3 separate regions of the Mus musculus genome follow, and all the other regions are linked to region 2. A link is a loop called in an ENCODE intact Hi-C map of the cell type or tissue named here. Cell type or tissue: heart. All regions are shown on one strand. Each heading gives the region's core, and the rest is flanking DNA. Links, peaks and the distances in the headings are about the cores only.

Region 1 (3,041 bases), core at 334-2,833, 190 kb before region 2:
CCTACCAGTTAGTTTAGCAGAGTTTCTCCAGGCCTCCCAAATTAGGAGAAATAACTGAATTGGTGACTTGATCCAATGTCTACAAAGCTGTTGCTGCACACTGGCACATTTTCAGGCGGCGCTGGGCCAGACTACTGGCCTCCAGTCTAGCCCTGCCTTTTTCCTGGCCTCTGAGGATAGGAGGCAGGAGGGGGCCCACTGGAGGCCTCAGCTGCTGATTCGGTTAATGATATTTAAAGTGTCCTGTTTACTTAAAACACTTTAAGTTTTTCACTTTAAACGATTTAGGCCAGTTATGGGCAGCACACGCCTTTAATCCCAGCACTCAGGAGGCAGAGGACAGGCAGATCTCTATGAGTTCAAAGCCAGCCTGGTCTACAGAGTGAGTTCCAGGGTACCCTGAGCAATGCATGGAGACCCTGTCTCAAAATAAATAAGGCATTTAGGACACTGCTCGGTCTTCCAGGCTGATTCACAGGGCATGCAAGGTCACTGACTGAAGGTTCTCTGCAGATATCTGCCGAGCTGTCTTTGGCCTCATCTCCTTCTGCCTTCTCTTCCAGCACTGGCCAGTGTTCAAAGATGTTAAAGACCTGATGACGTTGGTGCCACCCCTCGTCGGTCTGAAGGGAAACCTGGAAATGACGCTGGCGTCTCGGCTCTCCACGTCTGTAAGTGGCAGTTGTATGGCTCAGGTCACTTGCAATTTGGGGACAGAATGTTCCCCTCAGTGTTAGCCCCTCTGGGTGGTTCGCTTGGGGACTAGAGTCTCCACCCACATGGGCGTGGTTGGGCTTTGGTGTCTCACAGGCTGTTCCTGTCTCCTCTCAAGTTTTGTACTGTTTTTCCATTGCCACCCTGAGCTGCTGAGGGACCAGCGCAGTGCCCCTATGCACTTTCCTCCAACTTTCTGTGTCCCTACTCCCCAGGGTCTGCATGCTGCTGTCTGGACCCTAGGCCATACTCCCCAGTCCCTGGCACATACACATGAATGCATCAGTGGGTAGTACGGCTTCAAAGGAGGATTCTGAGGCAGGAAGAAGGAGGGGCTCTCAGTTGCCCATTAACTGCCTCTGTTCTTATATCCCTCCTGTCCCCTTTCATTGTGGCTGTCTGCACTTGGCTCTGTAGCCAACACAGGTCCTACCTTGGTCAGCTCTGCTCCTCTCCTCCAGGCATCCCCCAGGGGTTGTGGTGTTACCCTCCTGTTAATACAGAGGGCATCCCCTTTCTCCAGTGGCCATTGGCATCCTGCACATGAAAAGGACAGTAGTGTGTCCAAGGTATATTGTGTTCAAGGGCCTGAGCAAAAGAGTTCCAACGCTGATGAAGAAGGGCCAGAGATGGACACCTGCTGTGTGCATGGCTCACTGTGGAATGTCAGCGTCTCCAACTATAGTTGTATAGTGCTGTTTCTCCATAAAAGAGGCCAGGCCGGGAACAGAAGAAACAGCTTGGTGCTCTTCCAGAGAATCCCAGAAGATCTGGGTTTGGTTCCTGGCATCCACAGAGAAACTCACATGCATCTGTAACTCAAGTCCCAGGGAACCTGACACCCTCTTCTGGCCTTCACAGGCACTACATATTCATAGTGCCCAGACACAGCACAGGCAAAACAGCCATGCACAGAAAATTAATATAATTTTAATTATTTGGGGGTGGCAACGGGGTCGGGGGGTGGTGTCTAGGTCAATTCATAAACGGTTGGAGAGCTGACTCACCAGTTAGGAGAGCACACTGCTTTTGCAGAAAACCCGGATTTCGTTCCAGGCACCCACACTAGGCAGCTCACAACTTCCAGTAACAAGCTTCAGGGACTCTAACCTTGTCTTCTGGACTCCTCAGGCATTTATACTTACATGTGCGCGCGCGCACACACACACACACACACACACACACACACACACACACACACACACACACACAGAGAGAGAGAGAGAGAGAGAGAGAGAGAGAGAGAGAGAGAGAAAGGAAATACATGTTAAAGGGGGGAAGTAGGTCACCATCTAGAAAGCTTAATAGAGTAATCTGTTCTGATTTGTTTCCTGAGAGAGGGGCTGGCTATGTCCAGAAGGACTGGCATCTCCAGATCCACCAGCCTGACGCCGCTGCCCTTGTCTCTGTGTGCTAGGCCAACACTGGGCAAATCGATGACCGCCAGGAGAGGTACAAAATCATCAGCAGCAACCTCGCTGTGGTTCAGGTGAGTGAGTCTTGGAGCATCACCTCAATGTCTCTCCTTCCCCGCTCCCCTGTGGATCTGGGGCCCGCCTTTCTGGGTAGGAAGCGGGAGGCCACTGAGCCTGGTCCCTGTACTCTAGACTGACTTTGGAGGACAGTTGTCTATGTGGCCACCCATCTGTCCAGCAGACGGTATCTGTGGCATAGTGAAGAGCATCCTAGGGAGCCACCATACCTACCCAGAGATGCCTTTAGGTCTGTGGTTCCTGCGGCTTCCCCGCTGCCTACTTTCTAAGCCAAATTCTTAGGGGGCTGAGTGTACTCAGTGTTAGTCATGCCCCACGTTTGCTAGTGGCCTCTTCCTACCCACATGTTTCTCTGGGTCACTGATGCTCCCCAGGTGGGCACACCCCACCTTTGCTTTCTTCCAGTGACCTCACTTAACCTCCCTGGGACCTGATGGATCATTCCTGCCTGAAAAGACCCTCATTAGTCCTGCCCCTGCTGCTTAACCTGTCCTATCTCAGTCTTTGACAGAGCCCTTCATGCCCCTCTTACACTGTGCCTCCTCCTGCCAGGCCCTCTGTGGGCTCAGCTCATTTAGGCCCTTTTCACTGTGAACTGAAGTCACGGTACCCAAGGCAGAAACAGATGAGGGCAAGGTAGGCTCAGGCAAGAAGGAAGGCTGGGTATACAGCTGTCTCTTCGGTACTGTAGTCCAGGATTTAGTGAGCTTCTCTGAGACAGGCAGCCTCTTATGTGGACTGAGTTCAGACTCTACATCGCCTGTCAACTGGGCAGCCCTGGCTGGGCTGTATGCCCTTGTCCATTAGTGAATAGGTGTATTCCTCCTGTCGTCC
Region 2 (3,041 bases), core at 333-2,832:
ATGCACCCCACCCCCACTAGCATTTGGACACACCAGGAAGGCTGAATGGAGCCCAGGTGCAGAGCACCAGCACTGCCCTGACCATATCCCCTGGGGTATGTTCCTTGCAGAGAAATCCAGTCATTATGTTGAAAGAAAACTCATTTGTGCCCCCTGGCTGACTTGAACTTTCTCTGTTCGAGGGCTGCAGTAATCACTAGATACCCTGGCCTAACCACAACCCCCTTCATTTAATTTCTGCCATCTCCAAAGCTGTCCATCACCATTTATCATTTGGGTCTCTGGCTCACTCAACATGGGTCCAGCAAGGTCCCCCTCCCACCCCAGCCCCTGCAGCCCCTCACCACCTCTCTCTGTAGCACCACCCACAGGCCCACTGTCATTCTCAGAGGGTATCACCTTGGGTTGAAGGGGGCTGGAAAACCATGTCTGGATTCACTGATTGGCTCCAAAGCTTTCCCTGTGTCCAGCACACAGTTGGTCCTCACTGGACACTGGATAGATAAACAAATACATGGATTCTATGACCCAGGTTGGAGTGAGGCCTGGGGGCCTGCTCTCTTACTTAAGAGTGTGGGCTCTTGTAGGCTCGGCATTCCTGGACTCAGCCAGACTGGACATATTCCCTAAAGACACCATATCTGTGCAGAACAAGCCAGATTTCCGTCTTTACCTTAATCCACACAGCAGAACTAGATACTGTAAGATATTTACAGCCCATCCAGACCTACCAGAGATGTTGTGGAACATGGATGTCATTCAACATGAATACCCATGTTGTATTCATATGTGGAGCTTGAGTGGGCCGGCTTTCAGATACCAAGGAATGAATATTCTTGGTCTTATGTTTCTACCATGGGCCCACCTCTCTTCCCCCCTTTCTTCCTGGCTTCCTACCCTTCCAGACAAAAAGCTTTGCAGCTACTACAGAAGCAAGTCAGAACTAAGGAGGGTCCTGGAAGGCCATAGCAAAGCTTAATTGCTATAGTTGAGTCACTCCTGCTGGGTTACAGCCTGACCCCATGGCCTCTTGGACTGCCCTGCTCTGCTCTGCTACACTTCATACCTAGACCCCTGTCCTCTCCTGTAACCCAGGTGCTATAGATATGTCCAGAACAGAGGTGAAGACAAGCAGAGGGTGACGCCTGAGAGTCACATGTTCTGTGGAGGACCTAGACTCTGTCACTCCCCTGGGGGCATCCTTTGGAGTTCAACTTCACCATGGAAGATGAGAAGGAAGGGGTGGCTTAGGTGGCTGAGAGTAGGCAGGACTAGGGGGAATCCTGACTGGGCCATCCTAAAGCAGGAGGGCTATTTTTGTGTTTCCTGTGTCTTGAGGCTCAGAGGCAAGGCAGAGTTCATGATAAGTGCTGCTCTAGGGTTAAACTACTCTGTACTATGCCTGGTCAGAAGAAACAGCTTGGAAGGGAGTAAAGGGGAAGAGAGACCTGTCTAGAGCTAAGGGAAACAATGAAGACTGAGTGAGCAGTTGCAGAAGGAGACTTAGATGCTGTCAGGTCTCAGAAAAGCTCTGAGTGTTATACACAGGCATACCAGCAGAGGGCAGTGTTTGGCTGCCTCAATATCAGGGAAAGTAAGAAACCCCATATGGCTGGTTCCATAGCAGTGAAACTTGGCGGCGGCGGGGGGGGGGGGGGGGGGGGGGGGGGGGGGGGTTGGTTAGGGGACGCTGGGTTTCTCCTCAGGCCTGCAGTCAGCTTCTGCCATGCTCAGGCTACTTTGCTGGCCCCTCTCAGATAATGTCAACGCCTTCTGCTACTTCTGGCTGCAGAGCCTCAGTGGGGCCTGTTATCCAGGCAAGGGCCATAGAGCATGTAACAGGAAGACCCTGGCCTACTTCTCTGGACTCATGTCCCGATACTGGGTCTGCTACTCTGCCACAGGCACACTGGCATCCTTCTGTCCACAAAGCAGAGGACTTTATCAAGCCTCAGGGCCTTTGTTTAACCTGTCTGATGCCCATGGTGTCATTTCCCTTCCCCAATGCTATCATCTCAAATGTCACCTTCTCAAATAGGCCTGCTGAGCACCTTGGAGTTCCAGCTTCCACTCCTCTGTGTCCCAAATGCTTGGTGCCATCTCAATCTCTGGGGTTACTGTAGCAAACCCCACATAATAAAAGGGTCCGTGGTCCCTAGGTGGGCACTCAGAACCTCTGTGCTCACAACTACTAAGACTGTCCAGGCTTAGGGACAGAGAGGACTGGAGGCTTCCATTCCTGTCTGCCCATAGGTGCTCAGTGGGCCCTTGGAGCTGGAAAGCCTACTTTCTGTATGAATAAGGCAAAACCAAAACCAACCAAACAAAAGATGCTACCAGGCAGCTTTTCCTTGGGATGAGAGGCTTCCTCCTGGACAGACCTTATCCTAGAGCCCATGGATGAGTGGAGACCCAGGAAGGCAGGACCCATTGATGATGTGATTTTGCCCTTTGCCCTACAGGAGGCTTCGTCATCCAGTAAGCAGTGTGTAGCAAGTGGCCGATAGCACAAGGAAGCACTGACACCTAGTGGTTCTGATATGGGCACTGAGGACTATGTAGACATAGGTTCCATGACTGCATCCTCTGCTTATATCCAGGTTCCAGTTGTGGCTGGATCCTCTGCAGGCAAACTTCTAGGTCCCTGATGCTTGGGATTCTTGCCATATCCAATTCAAGGACTCAGGTGGACCACCCTCTTGGTCTTAGCTCCCCCACTGCAGGCCCAAGATGTACATGAGATCTAGCTCTGCTGGCTAAAGCCTTCATGCCTTCTGGACTGAGAGATTGCCTGAGATTAGGGTATGACCCAAGTCTGGCCAATGAGAAGCAACCCAGGCAGTGTCTTCTGGGTACTAAGCTTCAGCAGTGTGAATGTGGAAGATAGGGGCCACCTTGTCATTAAGCTACAGACTTCCTGAGAATGAGGACAGGGGAGCAAGGAAGCCTGGGATCCAGATTGTGCTAACTCTGATGTTATCTTATATCCCATCAGCTAAACCTGAAGACTCATGAACTGGACCATTTGCTCCTTTGACAAT
Region 3 (3,041 bases), core at 334-2,833, 61 kb after region 2:
ATGGAAGGCATTTGCTATCTTAGTAATTTTGAGGTCCTGTATCATGCAGCCATAGATGATTTACACATGGCTTCTTCCATTACCTCCCTCATAGCACACGGAAGGCAGCTTCCACCTAGCTCCCACTTGAGGCTCTTCACTGCTGCCTATCCACTCAGTAAATGCCCATCATGTCCACTGTGCAGCCCCAGGGACTTCTTGTTATGTTGCTGAGTTTCAGCAAGGCCATCTCAGACAGGAGCCCTAGCAACCTCGGATGCTGCAAAGCCAGGAGATGCCAGGTAACAAAGCAGAGCTCTTAGATGCCGGTCTGTCTAGGATACCACCCAGTACTGCTCCAGATTGGCTTCCATGTGGATTCTAAAGTAATTTAGCCTGTGTGAGCCTTAGTTTCCATATGGATTTTAGAAGGGAAAAAAAAACAATTAGTCTTCAAGAATATAATAAAGAGAAAGCCCAGGTGTAGCTGCCAACAAGCTGTGTTATTTGCCACCTGTCTGCAGGTAAAAGGGAGACTATATGGTGTTCCAGCTATGAAGCTGCTTTGTGGCTGCTCTGTGGCTGATTATAGAGCTTACAAAGATAGTGGAGACTTCTGAAACAACTTCAGCATTTGAAGAGCTGGACCACACATGGGCCTGACATGGAGCAAGTCAAGACATATCTGTGGTGGGAAGTTATGGCAAAACAGCTCATTCCTCATCTCACATTTGCAAGATGGCCCTGAGTTGAGTTGCACTGCTACTTCAGGAACAAAAGCAGCCAATAGAGAAACAAAAAGTTGAAAGCTGTGGAAACTCTGAGGAAGATGAGCTCTCTGTGATTCATGTGTAGGTATATACATGCATGTGCCCATATGGGCATGCATCTATGCATGAAGAGTAATATGTAAGCTTAAAGGTAGGCATGTGTTCCTGTATGGGTATGGGTCCATGTCTTTGTTTTGCATAAATATGCACATTAGCATACATACATGCCAATTCATATGTGTGTTTGATGGCTACATAGGTATAAATGTATGTGGAGGGATATGCATTGTGCCTGTGTGGTATGTAGTAAGTGTGTACTTGACTATGGTTCTGTCATCAATGAACATGAGAAGAGGCAGCAGAAGATCAAAAGCATTCCTGAACCTACTGGCTCCTTCCAAACAAGATAAGCACTCAGAAAAGGATGGATTTCAAAATTGAAGGGAACAGGTGATAGGTCACAGCAGCTAACCTCACACTTGCTGACAGGTCTTAAGGCCAAGATGATCCATTCACTGTGCATGTGCTGAGGTTCTGGATGCTATAGTTTATGTTGTCTGAGAGACCAGGAGGTGAGCAGTGATTTGAATGGGGAAGGACAAGGACAAAGTGGAGAAGGTGGGTCAGCCCAGCTAGTATCAAGTTGTTGCCATGCTTCACCTGTTCAGGGCTTCAGCAAGCAAAGAAGGCCAGGTGCTGGTAGTTGGCTGCTCAGGCTGGTATACACTGGCATGTCCAGTCCTTGTGAGCCTTACTAGACTTCAGCCCCTGCAAACTGAAATCTTTATTTCCAAGACAGCTGTGGTCTCCATGGGGGCTCTGCAACTCTGAATAAATGCCTATACAAACAAGGAGATCCACATGAGCAACACAGGGTAGCATAGAAAGAGCCTCTGGGTGGCAGAAGATACAAGTGTCTGCTTTTCACATAACAGCTGACACCAGGGTCCATGCTTATACGTCACAGTCTGGGATTCCATGGCAACAGCCGGGTGGGTAAGTTGTTCAGGCTGGTCTGTTCTCTGATATGGGGAATCCAAACTTGATCCCCTTGAGTACAGTTCTAACACCCACAAATAATCCCCCATAGGCAAGAAGGGATTCTGCCGTCTGCAGGGAAGTGCCAGGATTAGTATAAATTCAAGCCTGAAGCTACCACCAGTCTTAGCCTAAGAAAAACAAGTAAAAATCAAGTGTAATCTGCCACACGAGGTCATTGCTGTTAAACTCTTCAAGTCCATGGCACACTGGCTTTCCTACGCATCTTTTGCCGTAGTGGAAGTGCTGCAGCTGACTATGTTCTGTGCCAGCCTTACTCATATGCTCCCTCAGCCTCTCAGACCAAGGTTTGCCCCTCTCCATCCACTCTGGAACACTTTGCCCTGAACATTCAATCCAAATTCTACCCCAATGCTCACAGCCAGGAGACTCAGATCTGCTCCCCTCTATTCCCCTGCCTCTTAGGAGTCTGATAATACCTCTGGTTGCCTGTTTCAGCCACACACACTCTACTCTGTCCCCAACTGCTGGCATCCCAACTTAGAAACTGCTGTCCGCCTGCCCGGGAGCTGCTCCTGGCTCTTGAATTAAACACTTCTCTTCTATCATTCACACTCCATTCCAGATACCACCTCCTAGGATCCAGACCCTCCCTATGTTCTCCTCTCAATAGCTTGCTCAATCTAATTATGATTCCACACCACATTCCCCCACCTGTCTTTACAGGGACACATCATACTCTGAAGCAAGCTATCCTAGTTGTCTATCTGCTTCCTGCCTTCTGCTTGGAGAGGGTAGGTAGGGTCTGCCTTATTTACCAGGATGTTTCCCATGGATTTACCGTGGAATGCTTCAGAACATTTGCAGCAGCAATGTCACAGGGCGGTGCCCACATTCATGTCACCCTTCCTTGCTATTGTACAGAACTATCCTCCAAGCCAATGTGCTACCATTCTCATCAGATCATCAGGACCCACTTGCTAAATATTATCATGGCTGGCATTCCCTCAGAGAAGGAGGTGTGGGGAGGGTCATCGGACCCTTACCTGAGTAGCCAGCCATTCCTCCCAACCAGCTATATGCAATGAGGCCAACAGCATGTGTCCTCAGGAACTCAGGGAGGAGCCAGGATATATAAAATGGAGAAGACTAAGGGAAGAGGGCTCCATCTATGTGCCTATGGGGAAGCCATCATCCCTGCTGAGGCAAGACTTTCCAGTGTGGACTTTCTTGGAGTGGGAGCACCCATAATCTTGTAAGTAACTTCACACCTAAGCTCTGTAAGGAAGCCCA

The links. A loop is a pair of places that touch in the nucleus more often than their neighbours do. Peaks named below come from ENCODE experiments on the same cell type or tissue, not always from the same donor. Only the 100,000 strongest peaks of a DNase experiment are listed, where the experiment ranks them.
Region 1: a loop joins it to region 2, with 2.2 times the contacts of the local background. A loop is called at or near these places in 2 of 42 quality-filtered maps.
Region 3: a loop joins it to region 2, with 4 times the contacts of the local background. A loop is called at or near these places in 4 of 42 quality-filtered maps.

What each region holds. Positions count from the first base shown.
Region 1 is chr6:90,624,249-90,627,289 of GRCm38, forward strand. Slc41a3 (solute carrier family 41, member 3) reads left to right here. Exons shown (of 11, transcript NM_027868.2): 3 at 564-671; 4 at 2,132-2,203. Among named protein-coding and RNA genes, the nearest start is that of Slc41a3, 21 kb to the left of the region's middle. In heart, for the core only: a CTCF peak has its summit at 1,572 (motif pointing left); a DNase peak (open chromatin) is centred at 793; H3K27ac peaks cover 1,736 bases.
Region 2 is chr6:90,817,606-90,820,646 of GRCm38, forward strand. It overlaps a transcript of Iqsec1 not described here. Among named protein-coding and RNA genes, the nearest start is that of Iqsec1, 9.0 kb to the left of the region's middle. In heart, for the core only: CTCF peaks have their summits at 1,528 (motif pointing right) and 2,532 (motif pointing left); no DNase peak of the experiment used is centred there; H3K27ac peaks cover 335 bases.
Region 3 is chr6:90,878,913-90,881,953 of GRCm38, forward strand. It overlaps a transcript of Iqsec1 not described here. Among named protein-coding and RNA genes, the nearest start is that of Iqsec1, 70 kb to the left of the region's middle. In heart, for the core only: a CTCF peak has its summit at 1,651; no DNase peak of the experiment used is centred there.